Linked DNA regions of Homo sapiens: region 2 is linked to region 1. Evidence: chromatin loops called from intact Hi-C (ENCODE). Cell type or tissue: OCI-LY7. All regions are shown on one strand.

Evidence for each region. Hi-C counts contacts between places; a loop is a spot of excess contacts. Peaks named below come from ENCODE experiments on the same cell type or tissue, not always from the same donor. Only the 100,000 strongest peaks of a DNase experiment are listed, where the experiment ranks them.
Region 2: a loop joins it to region 1, with 7 times the contacts of the local background. A loop is called at or near these places in 7 of 110 quality-filtered maps.

What each region holds. Positions count from the first base shown.
Region 1 is chr13:29,468,577-29,476,576 of GRCh38, forward strand. All of the region lies in intron 9 of MTUS2 (microtubule associated scaffold protein 2), which reads left to right. MTUS2-AS1 (MTUS2 antisense RNA 1) reads right to left here. Exons shown (of 3, transcript NR_046378.1): 3 at 7,939-8,000. Among named protein-coding and RNA genes, the nearest start is that of MTUS2-AS1, 15 kb to the right of the region's middle. In OCI-LY7, CTCF peaks have their summits at 3,983 and 4,191; DNase peaks (open chromatin) are centred at 3,225 and 3,965.
Region 2 is chr13:29,365,837-29,373,836 of GRCh38, forward strand. All of the region lies in intron 8 of MTUS2 (microtubule associated scaffold protein 2), which reads left to right. Among named protein-coding and RNA genes, the nearest start is that of MTUS2-AS1, 120 kb to the right of the region's middle. In OCI-LY7, CTCF peaks have their summits at 3,483 (motif pointing left) and 3,685; a DNase peak (open chromatin) is centred at 3,405; H3K27ac peaks cover 267 bases.

The DNA.
Region 1 (8,000 bases):
TCTCAAAATACACACACACACACACACACACACACATTACTGAGATTTGAACACCTGGACTGAGTCCTGGCTTGTCTCTTTCTAGCTGTGTTAGCTTAGATGAGTCACTGAACCCCTCCAAGCCTCTATTTCATCTAGTAAATCAGGGGGAAAATGCCTGCTTCACCCATCTTTGCAATATGCAGTGAAGGTTAAACAAATTAATATTGTGTGTTAAGAACCTTTATAAACTATGAAACTCATACAGATGCCAGGCATTGATATTGCTATGAATTCCTCATGTCACTGGGACATGAAGTGATTCTGCAAAAGCATGTTTGTCCTGTAATTGAAGCTTATCTCTTCAGGGGCCCATTTTGGAAGGAAATTATAATAAAAACTGGTACACCTTTCCCTGTTAGCTTTAACAGACAATAGTGGATGTAATAGATACCCCTGCATCATCACAATACCCATAGAATTTTAGGATGCTAGGACAGAAAGGGGCTGAATACTGAAGGTGCCCAACCTCCTCGTTTGACGGATGAGAATGCTGGGCCCCTGAGAGGCCTGTGCCTTGCTGAAGCTCCCATGGCTGGTGTGGACGGAGCCTGGGCCAGAGGCTCCTGCCCCGCCTCTCCTGCCTGGCTTCTGCTTTGTCCTTCTCCCTCCTGTGACCACTCCCCTTCCTGGACTTTTCACTTTTTCCACCCACCCCTTCTAATCTCTCTTTATCGGGAAACTCTGACCTGCAGGATTCAGCGTACAGTAAATTCTTTAAGAAAGAAGGCGGCCAGGCGTGGTGGCTCACGCCTGTAATCCCAGCACTTTGGGAGGCCGAGGCTGGTGGATCACGAGGTCAGGAGTGGAGACCATCCTGGCTAATGCAGTGAAACCCTGTCTCTACTAAAAATACAAAAAATTAGTTGGGCGTGGTGGTGGGCGCCTGTAGTCCCAGCTACTGGGGAGGCTGAGGCAGGAGAATGGCGTGAACCTGGGAGGCAGAAGTTGCAGTGAGCCAAGATCGCGCCACTGCACTCCAGCCTGGGCAACAGAGCAAGACTATGTCTCAAAAAAAAAAAAAAGAAAGAAAGAAAGAAAGAAGGCTGGGTGCAGTGGCTCACACCCATAATCCCAGAAATTTGGAAGGCCAAAGCGGGAGGATCGTTTGAGCCCAAGAGTTACAGGCTGCAGTGAGTCATGATTGTGCCACTGCACTCCAGCCTGGGTGACAGAGCAAGACCCTGTCTCTAAAAATTAATAATAAAAATAAATAAAATTTAGTTTTTTTAAAAAAAAAAGAAAGAAGGGGTGAGATTTCAATGCAGCACTCCTGACATGGATTAGGGGATCTGGAGGCCTCTGTAGTCATCCAGTTTGGGGTCTGTGTTCTCAAAGTTTGGCTCACAGGGAAGGAAAACATCAGTGCCCTTTAAAATGCCACCTTGATAAGAAATATTTATGTATTTTTTACATCCCATCCCAGACTCCTAATGCCCAAAATGCCCTTCACCTTAGTACAGCCAAATCTCAAATATCCTTTCACAAACTGTTTACAGACCCTCAGGGAGAAAAACACAACTATTAACCTACCCCACCGCACTGGGGGAGTTTAATAACTAGAGTCCATCCTGAGGCTCCATGCTTTTAATAACTCAGTACTGTATAAAATACACCACAGCATGTGAACCAGGTGATACTATCACTAATCATGAAAGGCTTATCAAAATTTAGCAGTCTTGAATTTTATATTTTTCATACTAACTGACAACCTCTAACATCCAGAAACGCCCTTCCTGAGGATTGTGACCCAGAGGGGAATTCCACTGTAAGATTACTGTCTGTCCTGCACCTCCCTCATCCCATCCATAAGCAAGTCAATTTGTCTTTGCCTCCCAAATGCATCCCCCATCAATCCATTCCTCCCCATGCAACAGCCTGAGTCCAAGTCATCACTGAATCTCACCACCTGGGCTCCAAACACATTCTCCTCACTGATTGCCTCGCTTCCATCCTTGCCTCCTACAGTCTGTTCTCCATGCAACTACCAGAGGGATTTAAAAGCTTCATTCGTTCCTGTTATCCCGTTTGATACTCTCTGGGGACTTTCCACTGTTACCTGAGCATAACCCTAACTCTTTTGAGGGGCCACAGGCCCTGCATGATAAGTCCCTACCTTCCTCTGGAACTTCACCTCCTTCTGCTCTCCTCCATGGGCACTCAGGCCCCACTGGTTGTCTTTCTCTCCGCAGTATGCTAGAATTTTTCCCATCTTAAGACCTTGGTACTTGCAGTTCCTTCTAACTGGGACTCCCTTTCCCCATCTCTCCACATTCTTCTCTGTCATTCAAGTCTGTTTGAATGGTGTCTTCTCCGAACAGCCTTCTTTATCCACCCCAGCTGAACTTGCCTTCCCCTTTCCCCGGTCTTTCCCTAGCCTTGCTTCTATTTCACTTTCTTTACTGCACTTATCTAAAATTTTTACTATCTGAAATTTTGCTTCCTGGCGGGGCGGGGTGGCTCACACCTGTGATCATAACACTTTGGGAGGCTGAGGCGGGCAGCTCACTTGAGGTCAGGAGTTTGAGACCGGCCTGGCCAACATGGTGAAACCCCATCTCTACTAAAAATACACAAATTAGCTGGGCTTGGTGGCGCGTGCCTGTAATCCCAGCTACTCGGGAGGCTGAGGCAGGAGAATCGCTTGAACCCAGAAGGCAGAGGATGTTGTGAGCCAAGATCACATCACTGCACTCCAGCAACAGAGCGAGACTCCATCTCAAAAATAATAATAATAATAATAAAATAAAATGAAATTTTGCTTCCTACATTTTTTGCTCATTTGTTTGCCCGCCATGACAGCATCTGTTCTCCACTATGCCAAGAACTATGCTTGTCACACAAGAGATGACATAAAGTCAACGCCAGTTTATTGACTGTTGGCCTGCCTATCTGAACACAGATACAAAAATGAGGATAGCAACTGTCCTTGCCCACTGCTGCGGGAGACAGACAGGTAAAGAGATGTGTTGCAGTTTACAACAGTGGTTGTTTTTAGGAAGCTATGGTGAGGCATTGTCCTCCCTCCCACTATTACCACACGGGTGCATCATGGAGGCCCCCACTGGAGGCGTGGACAAGAGGAGAGGCTTCAGCTTATGCTCCAGCCTCTGCTCTGCAGGCCCAGCCCCCCCCGACACATTGATCTTAGGTCACTTAGTTCCTCTTTCTGAGCCCCTGCCTGCTCTTTGCAAATGGATTAGGCTACTTACGGGACCCCTAGTAGGCTTACTGTGGGTAACGGTATGAGGCAGGTGCTTGGCACCCAGGAAGCACTCGCAGATGCCACCTGTGATTTTCACAGCGCCAGCTCCCTTTTGGTCACCAGGCCCGAGAGATGCTGCAGGGACCTGCAGAGATGACAAGAGTCCCAGTGACTCCTGTTCTTTCACTCTTGGTCCATGAACTTTCTGTTGTTTTTCTTTTTGAGATGAAGTCTTGCTCTGTCACCCAGGCTGGAGTGCAGTGGCATGATCTCGGCTCACTGTAACCTCTGCCTCCCGAGTTCAAGCGATTCTCCTGCCTCAGCCTCCCAAGTATCTGGGATTACAGGCACGTGCCACCAAGCCTGGTTAATGTTTATATTTTTAGTAGAGATGGGGTTTCACCATGGCCAGGCTGGTCTCCATCTCCTGACCTCAGGTGTTCTGCCTGCCTCAGCCTCCCAAAGTGCTGGGATTACAGGCGTGAGCCACCGTGCCCAGCCATGGTCCATGAACTTTCATCCTTCATTTTCAGCCGTTCCTTTCTCACTTCTTAACATTGTCATCAAAAATCAGTAATTAGAGAGAGTAGGGCTCTACAGGGTAGTGTGTCCGGGATCCCAGGCAGCTGTGTTTCATGCAACCCACCCTGACCACCTTGCGGATGTTCCTGTGACCTAACGGGTTTGGACAAAGACATTTGCCACCAGGGGGCATTTTTCAGGCAGCATAGCTCCGCCTGGTGGTCACAGGTTTGTTACAAGGATCTGTGCCACCAAAAAAGAAAAACTACACTGCATAAAGATGCTCATAATATCTAATCCCATGTAATTTTACACCTAGGAATGTATCCTAAATGAAAAAAGCAAAATGATATATGGGTGAACATGTTTGTTGCATTTGTCTATAATGGCAAATCTTGGAAACAAACTAATTGTGCAATAATGAGAGAATATAAATTGTGTTACACGAACATGAGAATATAAAGTAGCCATAAAATGTTAGGTAGGAAGACATGGGAAATTCCTAACAGGATATTAAGAATTCACACCACTGAAATGCTATGAAGGGATTACACAATTTAAATTTTCATTTTCTTTGTGTAGTGACATTAAGGGTAATTTTTTAAATTAAATTTTGTCCTTGACAGTTATTTTGTCTTTTCAATTACTCCCAATCTCTTGAAGAAACAACTTAATCTTTTATCTAACTGTGGTATTGTCTATCATCAGTATGTAATGATAGTGACTATTATAGTGACCTAAATATGTATAATGTGCATGTAAATATGTAAATAATATATACTATATGTGTGTATATATAATGGTAACATGTATATATATTATATATACACACAAAGTATTGGTTCATCATTTATTTTATAGCTATTATAAAGCATTTGCTATGACCTAAAAGGCCACATAATATTCTTATTTAAGATTTTATTACGAGCTGTAGAGCCAGATAGTTCTCTTTTGTTTCAGTCTAGTTCCGTAACCACCTATTTTGGCTGCCTCTTTGGAAAACCAATGTAAAGTTACAATTATGCAGAAGACACTTGGGACAGTCGTTGAGAGCAAATTGATCTTACTCGCTGAGTGTTCTCCTACTCAATTTATGAACTGTGGTTGAAATTAAGCTTGTCTTATAAATGGTTCCAACAGCAATTTTACTCTGCTGTTGTTTCAAGGATCACACTACATCTTACTGGTTTACACTAAGAAGTTGGTAGATTGATATCTTTATATATTATATATGTCGGAGGATGTTCAGAATGCAGTTTTAATAATATTTTAGGTATTTTTATATCAGATGTGTGTGTATTATTCATTGTCAATAATCATCAGTTATTTAAAACTGTACAACAGATTATAATCCTACTTTTGCTTTTCAAATCTATGCTTATAAATTAGAAATGATATATTCTCTTGGCCAATCATAATCTGATTATTTGAATATTTATTTTCTCAGCTCCCTAGATTGTAGGGGTTTATGATAGTGGTGTCTGCCTTTCACTCTAAAGGATTAAATGTTTTTACGTGAGTAGAAATAAATAATGAAAGTGAAACTCCAGGTGTTGTCTAATGCTATTAAATTAGCTTACATTAATCTCTGTCTGAAAAGTGCCCAAATAGATAGACTTCTGAAGGTTTACTAGAGGCAACAGGATATTTATTTCTTTAGGGACTCCATTATTGGAGCCATTTCCCCTGGTGCCAGCTGCTCTTATTATCCAATATTTTCTACAGGCCTAGGGCTTACAACAGAGAGCCATTGGAAGAATGTAAGCATCACCTCTCATTTTATAATAGCAATTGGGAATTTGGGGATTGGAGCTATATGTGCAAAAAGTGATTACTTTGCCACTTTATAGACAGCAAAACTGAGGTGTACCCAGTTTGTGATTTATTTAAGACAACAGTGCAGTTCAGGGACAGCCCTAGAATGAAACCCAATCATTTCTGAGCCTCTAGTAGAGTGCCTGGTCCATGAATCGTCCTATCACTGACATGGATAAAACTAAGTGAAATTGAACTTTTACCAGAACTTTTGAAAACCCAGACTTCTCTTTAATTATGACAATAATTTTAAAAATCTTTTTACTTCTAAGTCATGCAAACAATAAACAGGGATTTAATGAAATATATATCATGACAGGAATTCAACATACAGTGAATCCCTGTACCTTGGCACCCAACCTCCCAAAGGAGAAAGAGTAGAAATATAGATACACTTTTTATCACAAATGTAATTTTACAATTACACTGTTTTGCTTGTTGCCTTTTCTTGGTTTAACAATATATTACGGAGGTCATTCCATGATACTACAAAAAGATTTGCCTTATTTTTTTTACTGGTTATCTATATCCCATTGGCACAGGATTCAACCTACTCATCATAATTTGAGTAGCCCCCTACTAGTTCCCTAAGGCAAATTATGCTATAGTGGTTGTCCTTGACTCAGATTTTTGTGCACTTGTGAAATTATTGTATTAAAAGATATGTGTCATTTAATTTTTTCATCAATGTGAATAAGTTGTTTTTATTCATTTATATGTGTTCTGTCTGTTTTATTCCACCTACACAAGCCAACTTATTGCCTTGATCTTCTGGAGTTAAAGCTACTGATCTTGGCACGTGATAAATAATTTTTTCCCATGCAAAACAGTACTTTCTAAAAACAAAATAAATGATTAGCATTTTTCTTATTATTTTCATTTGAGTTTTATGTGCTCAATGTATCTCTAGCTAAGAAGTGGTAAGAATGATTCCTAGGTTCCATGTACAGCCATGCACCACATAACAACATTGCAGTCAACAACAGACCTCATGTACAAAGGTGGTCCCACAAGATTATAATGCAGCTGAAAAATTTCTATCACCCGGTGACGTCAGAGCCTCATAGCACAATGCATTACTCACATCTTTGTGGTGATGCTGGTATAAACAAACCTAATGTGCTGCCAATCGTATAAAAGTCTAGCACATATAATTATGTTTAGTACATAATACTTGATAATATAAATGACTTTGTTACTGGTTTATGTATTTACTATGCTATATTTTTATAATTATTTTAGAGGGTGCTCCTTCTATTTATTATAAAACAAAATTTACTGCAAAACATCCTCAGGCAGGTCCTTCAGGAGGTACTGCCGAAGAAGGCATTGTTTTCCTAGGAGATGACAGCTCCATGGATGTTACTGCCCCTGAAGACCTTCCAGTGGGACAAGATGTGGAGTTGGAAGATGGAGATATTGATGGTCCTGAGCCTGTGTAGGCTTACGCTAATATATGCATTTGTGTCTTAGTTTTTAACAAAAAAGCTTAAAAAGTAAAAAAGTAAATAAAAATTTTAAAAATAGAAAAAAGCTTTTAGAATAATGATATAAAGAAAAACCATGTTTGAACAGCTTTACAGTGTATGTGCATTTTAGGCTAAGTGTTATTACAAAAGAGTCAAAAAGTTTGAAAAAATCAAAAAGTTTGTCAAGTAAAACGGTTATGGTAAGCTGAAGTTAACTTATCTTGAGCACAGAAAAATTTTTTTAAATAAATTTAGTGTAGCCTAAGTGTATGGTGTTTCTAAAGTCTATAGTAGTGTACAGTCATGTCGTAGGCCCTCACATTCACTCATCATTCACTGACTTACCCAGAGGAGCCTCCAGTCCTGCAGGCTTCATTCATGGTAAGTACCCCGTGCAGGTGTACCGTTTTTTATCTTTTATACCGTATTTTAACTGTACCTTGTTAATGTGTAGATATGATTAGATTCACAAATACTTAGCATTGTGTTATAACTTCCTACAGTATTCAGTACAGTAACATGCTCTACAGGTTTGTAGCCTAGGAACAGTAGGCTACACCATATGGCCTCGGTGGGTAGTAGGCTATGCCTACACTCCATGATGTTTGCACAATGATGAAATTTCCTAATAAAGCATTTGTCAGAACGTATCCCCATCATTAAGCAATGCATGACTGGATATCCATATATGTATATATGTATGTGTGTTTGTATATACAACAGTGTTGTGGTAGGGTTTTCATTGTTTTATTTTGCCAGCATTTATCTTCACCATTGTTATCTAGAGTTTTAAAATCAGAATATGAACTTTCCTTCTATAAAAACATCTAAATTTATCCTCTGAGATATATTCCATGTTATGTTAGTTTTTTAAAAATGTTCTTCCTCTCTTTTGGTAAAAATTTTATTGAGATATAATTCACATACCATACAACCCACCCATTTAAGTA
Region 2 (8,000 bases), 100 kb before region 1:
CTTATTTGAAAATAAATGCTGTAAACTCCCCTCCAACTAAACACAAGTCAAAGGAAAGACAATATTCAAAAATCATGACTCTCTAACAAGAGGAGATATGGTTTTCTCAGCCCCAGAACCTCTTCCCTGCGAGAGATGAGTTTATTCACTTTCCTAGACCTCAGTTTTTCTATAAAATGGAGTTACTAAGGGTCCAGTTTCAAGGACAAGACTATAATGAAGGGGCTGTCAGGCCCAGGCTCTGTGATTTAATTCAGTGCCTCTGACTCTGTGGGTTGTTCTATTAGTCCGTTTTCATACTGCTGACAAAGACATACTTGAGACTGGGCAATTTACAAAAGAAAGAGGTTTAATGAACTCACAGTTCCACGTGGCTGGGAAGGCCTCACAATCATGGCAGAAGGTGAAAGGCACATCTCACATGGCGGCAGAGAAGAGAAGAGAACTTGTGCAGGGAAACTCCCCTTTATAAAACCATCAGATCTTGTGAGACTTACTATCACAAGAATGGCATGGGAAAGACCCACCCCCATGATTCAGTTACCTCCCACCAGGTCCCTCCCATAACATGTGGGAATTGTGGAAGCTACAATTCAAGATGAGATTTGGGTGGGGACACAGCCAAACCATATCAAGCGTTATCATTTAAATACCAGAAAATCATCGCCCGCTAGCTCAGTTGGTAGAGCATGACACTTAAGCACCAGAAAGTGCTCTGCCCTTCCTCAGGGGGTAGAGTATGCCTATTGATCCCTGCGGCCCACTCTAAGCATACCTGGTATGGGACCATCACGGTTTTGAAAATATAAGTTAGATTATTCTCTTTGGGAAAAATCATTTAAATAACAAACCTTTGTGGAGCATCTGAATCATGAGTCTGTTTCTAGCATATTATTCCTTGGGGACACCACCAAGTGCAAAGAGAGACAGGGAGAGAGATAGCCCTCCAGTAGTTGCCTGTCAAGGCTGAGCCCTCTCCTTGGTTCCTTTGGCGTCTGGTTTCTAGCAGGAGTTAAGAGACCTGGTGGCTCTTGGAGTACCTTCTTATGTGGGCCTAAAACCAGCACCTCATCTCCTGTAGCAGTTTGTGATGTGAGCCTCCCTCCCTGTGTCTGCATCCCTCTGCCTCCTCCTTAATACACACACACTCTGAATCATCTCCAATTCCAAAGATAGGGAATGGTCCATCCTAATCATTCTGTCTATGGTCCATCCGCTTGGTAAATGGATGACTTGAAAACCACATCTCGGCCCCTGAGTTCCAGTTCTGGGAAGAGATGCTCACTGAAATCATGGACAACAGAGTGGACTGTGAAGCCTGTCAAGCAGGCAGGGTACCTGGGGTAGGGGCGCCTTGAGAGAGGAACGTGGCTTGTGAAATGGGCCAAGGATCACATAGGACCTCAGCAGGCAAAGGTGGAGGAATTGGGCCTTCCGGGACAGCAGGAAGAACTTGAGCAGAGAGCGGTGCAGTGTGGGGAGAGGGCAGGACCACTCTGTGGAAGGTGAAGAGTCTAATTTGCCTAAAGCTTTGGTGATGATGATGGTGGGGAATGAGGCTGAAGAGTTCAGGGCCTTGAATCTTAAATAAAAGAGAGGAGGCACTGGTGGAGGCAGGCAGGAGGCCCTGAGTTTTGGACAGCAGCTGCAGCGCTGTGTTTTAGGAAGATTAACGCAGTTTGAGATGGATGGCAGCAAGAAAACCCCAGGTAGGGAAAGCACATCTCTGCCAGTGGAATAAAAATCCAGGCAAGAGGTGAGAAGGGTCAGGGGGACCTGGGGTCCCGATGGAAAGGAGAGGGCAGATACAGAGCCTGAGGCTGTGAACCTGACAACTAAGTGGATTCAAGATGCCCAGACGATAAAGGATGAACCCACCCCACCCCAGCCCCAGCAACACCCACACAGAAATCACAAACTGCTGAGAACCTAGGAATTATGTGCATATACAGCTCAGAAATGTTTAAAGGGGTCATGGGTTCCTTTGAAGAAATCTGCTCCGGAACTGTACATTGTATGCATCAATGAGCCCTCAAGTCCAGGGAAAAATAAAGCAATGCCAAGGGACCTGTAGCTTTTCTTTTTTTTCCTCCTAGAATCTACTTCTTTTTTTTTTTTTTGAGATGGAGTCTCACTCTTTCACCCAGGCTGGACGGCAGTGGCGCTATCTCGGCTCTCTGCAAGCTCCACCTTCCGGGTTCACACCATTCTCCTGCCTCATCCTCCCAAGTAGCTGGGACTACAGGTGCCTGCCACCGCACCCGGCTAATTTTTTGTATTTTTAGTGGAGACAGGGTTTCACCATGTTAGCCAGGATGGTCTCGATCTCCTGACCTCGTGATCTGCCCACCTCGACCTCCCAAAGTGCTGGTATTATGGGCGTGAGCCACTGCACCCAGCCCCAGAATCTGCTTCTAACCCATGTATCACCTGTCCCACCCCCTGGGACAGCAGGTGGGACACAGTACCCTGTGTCCCACCCATCCTCTCCAGGAAGTGCAAGGTGGCTCTGAATTGCTGCTTCTTTTACATTAATTTAGTTAATGCTTACAGTTAGATAGAAAGAATCAGTTCTAATGTTTGATAGCATAGTAGGGTGACTGTATTAACAACAATATATTGTTATATTTCAAAATAGCCAGAAGAGAAGATTTGAAACATTTCCACCACAAAGAAATGATAAATGTTTGAGGTGACGAATATCCTAAATTCCCTGATTGGATCATTAAACATTCAATGCATGTATCAAAATATCAGATACACCCCATACATAGGTATAAATATGTATCCATAAAAAATAATTCAAAAAAATAATGTACTTTATGCTTCCTACCATCCTGCATCCCTCCAGAGCTGGTACAGCCCCCTGTGTTGATTTCTGGGACTCTTTCTCTTTGGTAATGCTGAGATCTCCATGAGGGAATTAAGCAGAGGTGTAGATGTCAGGAGAGAAAAGGGAGGCTCTAGAGAAGCAAGCTCGGGGTGGTTTACATACAGTGATGTGAAAGGGATGAGATTCACAGGAGGGTGTATGCAGAGGAGGGAAGCTGACCTGGGACAGCATCTTGGGAAATGCCTGTGCATCCTTCATGGGGCCAGGTAAGGAGCAGTAGGCCTGGCAAGGAGAGAGAGGAGCTGGTGAGAGGGGTTGCAGGAAAGGGGAGAATCCCACCTCTCAGAAGCCAAACGGAGGGGGCATCTCTGACAGGTGAGAGTGATTTACAATACCAGGAACCAGACAGCAGAAGAAAAGGTTACAGATACCAGGTACCAGGCAGCGGGAAAAAAAAGGTTACAGAATGAGGAAGTACCCTAGACTTTGGCAGTTTGGCAAGAGTATCTGTAAAGAGGTAAGGACAACCAGCTTTTCCTGGTTCCTCTATTATCAAACGGTTTATTTAGCAAAGTTCTGCCTCGTTTCAGCCCGTAGAGAAGCCCGTTCTTCTACCCTGTGAGGAGTGGCAATGGCACCATCTACAGGACATTGTCTAGAAATGAAAATCTGTGCCCGGAGAAAAGAACTCATGTCAAGTATTACCTTAAATTCCAGAGAGTTTTACAGAAAGCAAATGCCGCTCTCCTCCCTTTGGCTCCCTAAAGTGTCAACTACAGTCCTGCCTATTCCACAAACCTGATTGAAACGAGGTTTGAAATTAAGAACACACAGCTCAGCTCCTTTCATTTTTCATTTTATTCCTGACCATCAAATCACTAAAACAGCAAGAATAAGATTTATGTGGTACACTGCAAGCAGTTTGCCTATGAGGTAATTCATAAAAGCAATTATATATGGCACAAACCTAACAGTAAAAGTGTATACCTGTGATCCAGTCCCTGGAGAGAGTAAAAACACATCACTTCTGCCCTCCCAGGAGAAGAAAGAAAAACATTTAAAATCCAAAATAGTGAAACTCTATTACACGACAGTATTCTCTTGAGAACAAAGATTTATCATAAGTATTATGCTGACAAAATAGATAGGAGGTGATATTATTTCTCAAATTCTTCTTCAATAATATTTCCCCAATTTTTGTTTCAGGTTAAAACTCAGGGTCAGAATTCTGTATTTATTTTAAAAGCATGAAGGAGGAAGAAAAAGAAAGGAAAAAAGAAACAAACAAGTGCAATAAATAGAAAATAATTACAAAGATGGTCAATAGTAATTCAAAGATATCCATAATCACTTTTAATGTGAATGGTCTAAACAGCCCCAGTTAAAAGATAGAGATCTGGCTAGGCATAGTGGCTCATGCCTATAATCCCAGCACTTTGGGAGGCTGAGGTGGGTGGATCGCTTGAGCCCAGGAGTTTGAGACCAGCCTGGGCAACATGGCAAAACCTCATCTCTAAAAGAGAGAGAGAAAATGGTTTTTTAAAAAACGTGCTATGGTTTGCATGTGTCCCCCAAAAGTTGATGTATTGGAAACTTAATTGCCATTGTAACAGTATTAGGAGGTAGGGCCTTTAAGATGTGATTCGGCTGGGTGTGGTGGTGTGCATCTGTAGTCACAGCTACTCAGGAGGCTGAGGCAGGAGGATCACTTGAGCCCAGGATGCAAGGCTATAGTGCTCTATGATTGCACCCGTGAATAGCCTCTGCACTCCAGCCTGGGCAACATAGCTGGAGACCCTGTCTCTTGAAAGAAAGAAAGAAGTGATTAGGCTACACCCTCATTAAGGGATTAATGGCATTATCCTGGAGTGGACTCTTGATATATTTGGCTCCTATCTTGTCCCTCCGTGTCATGCATTCACTTTTGCCTTCCATCCTCCCTTCTGCCATGGAATAAGCTACACCAGATGCCAGTGCTATGCTCTTGGACTTCCCAGCCTCCAGACTGTGAACAAAATAAACTTCCTTCCTTTATGGGTTACCCAGTCTGTGGTATTCTGTTATAGAATCAGAAAATGGACTAAGATAACACCCAATTATATATTGTCCACCAAAATAAAAACCAATTTGAATATATAGCTCAAATTAGAAGTAAAGGGATGGAGAAACATACACCATGCTAACACTAATCAAAGGAAAATTGGAATAGCTCCATTAATTTCAGACAAGGCAGACTGTAGAACAAGATTACCGCAGATAAAGAGGGACACATAATGATAAAGGAGTCTGTTCTTCAAGAAAACATAAGAAACATGAAGGTAACTATTGATATTTTAGGCTGATTCTATTGGGTTCCAGTGACTTGTGTGCTCAGGTGATGTTCAATTATTGCAGTTCTGAGAGTCCTGTTTCTTCAACCTCAAAAATCTGCTGAAAAGCTTCCAGGATTTAGAGGAAAAATAATTGTAAACACCTGATGTATTCTGAGCACTGATATGCTTTTTATTTTTTAATGCATATTATTTCATTTAATATCTTCACATTAACCACCCCCCCCCCCTTTTTTGAGATGGAGTCTCGCTCTCTTGCCCAGGCTGGAGTGCAGTGGTGTGATCCTAGCTTACTGCAACCTCTGCTTCCTGGGTTCAAGTGATTCTTCTGCCTGAGCCTCCTGAGTAGCTGGGATTACAGGCGCCCGCCACCATGCCCAACTAATTTTTGTATTTTTAGTAGAGATGGGGTTTCACCATGTTGGCCAGGCTGGTCTCAAACTCCTGACCTCAGGCGATCTGCTTGCCTCGGCCTTCCAAAGTGCTGGGATTACAGGCGTGAGCCACTGTGCCCGGCCTCTTCACATTAACCTTTTGATGAAGGTATTTTGATACCCATGTTATAGATAACTCAGGTTGCCTTGATCAAATAATATTTTATTATTTTATTCATAAAATGTTTCTGAAAAACCTGGTAGTTCTCCAAATAATAGAATGGATATGACATAGGACTTCCCTTTAAGAAAATTCCAATCAAATATCCCACCTAATTGTTTCAAAACACCTCCTTTGATCTTCTCAGCACTGCCAAAAGATAGGCAGGAGAACTCTTAGTATTCCTGTTTTCCAGGTAAAGAAACAGAGGAAGAGAAGTTGTTCCTTGCCATAGGTCTCATGATCAATAAGCTGTAGAATCAAGACTTTGTGCAGATAATTTCTGGAGGCCTAATGTTCAGCATGGTGATTACAGTTAATAATTCTGTACTGTATACATGAAATTTGCTAAGAGAGTAGATCTTAAGTGTCCTCAACCCCCGCCCCCCCCCCCACACACACACACAAGCACAAAAGGTAACTGTGAGGTGATGGATGTGTTAATTAGCTTGATTGTGGTAATCATTTCACAGTGTAGATGTGTATCAAAATAGCACTTTGTACACCTTAAATTTATAGAAATTTTATTCATCAATTGTACCTCAATAAAGCTGGCTGGGGAAAGACTTCACGAGGGTCCCCTGCCTCCAAATCTAGTGTGCACCTGCCACTTTTCTTGCTTTGGTATTCTATTGACAAAGACGTGAAATTGATTTATCACGTCTAGCAGCACCAACAGACCAAAATATCAATGCAAAATAGCATCTTGACCTCATGCTGAGATGTCTGACTTGTGACAATGAAGAACAGCATTCAGTATCTGCAATGATAAGCCAAGCTCCATTGAACAATTTGACACCATGAGTGAAAGGGCATGGACTAGTACCTTGTTGATTTCTTGCTGCCCTAAATTACCAGATCCTAGGTAACAATTATTATATGTTAAGATTAACTATAAGGTTGACCAGAAGATCAACACTCTACCTACACCTGGTGACAAACACCCATCCACAGAAGAACATCCACCATGCCCAGATAAAGCCATGAAAGATATTCAGGTGTTACAGCAGGTGGTTATTAAGTGACAGCCACAAGCTGCTATGTTTCCCTCAAAAGTGAAGGCCAAAGCTAATTTTCATACCTAAGATAACCCAAATATTTTTCTTCTTTATATGATCTGGATTTTTTTTCTTCTTCAGATCCATATGTATGTTATCATCAATAGAAGCTCCTCAGAATGACCATTACTTATATGAAGACCCAACACACAAACTAAGCAAGGGATCCGAAAGATCTCAGTTGAGTTCCAGTTCAGGGTAAGAGGGAGGAAGCACACTCCACCCTTCTTCTCCCACTAAATTCAGCTACAAACAACTGGACCAAATGCATCAAGCAGCTATTTGAGAACTTAAAAGGATATGCAGTGGGCAGATTAGAAAGAAGAGTTGAATTGAAAGTATCATAAAATTAGTGGTGAACATACAAGTTTTTCTTTCCAGTATTCTCTGACTTGAAGTCAGTTCAGCTTGAAACCTGGAAGTGGTCACCTGGACCTGGACAGAAAGAGCTCCAGGAGAAACTTTTTAGGTCTGACTCGAGAAGTGGGAAAGGGAACTCCTAGAACTCAGAGACAGCTAATGAAGTCTCATTTTTCTTCTTCATTTCCCCATACCCTAATCTGTGTAGCCTTGCAGTGGTGGTAGCACCAACCTGCCAGAGGGAAACTGTAAGGGAAGGAAACTTTCCCATTTGCTTGCAGGAGCTGTGGTCCCTGTTTTTATTATCTCCATGTACACATACCATCTGTCCACAAACAGGAGTGCAGTTGTGAAAAGTGCATAGAGCAGGGTAACTAAAGGCCCAGCTTTTTGGCTCGAGGACTAACAAGGGGGGCACCCAGGGAACTGGAAAGGATAGCAGATATTGAGGCAAAGGAGGAACGTGGGAAAATGACCCCTTAAATTGTTTTTGAACCCCTGGGCTCACCCCTGAGCTGTATGTGAATCTCATCCTAACAGCATACACGGACTTTGAGAATTGAACTACAGAGCAAACCATCACCAGAGTGCTAGACTGGCCATTGTGGGAGGCACATGAGGTATGGATCCTAATAGTACTTCAAAAGCTTTGAAAACGGAGCTAACTTTGGAAGCACAACTTACAGAAGGCTGGATGGAACTGATAACCTGAACTCTACCTCACTGACTGCCTGCTGCTGATTATTCATTAGATTTAAGCAAGGCCCAGAGGAGTCTTATGATGTAATATTCAAAATGCTTAGAACACAATTTAAAACTATTTAG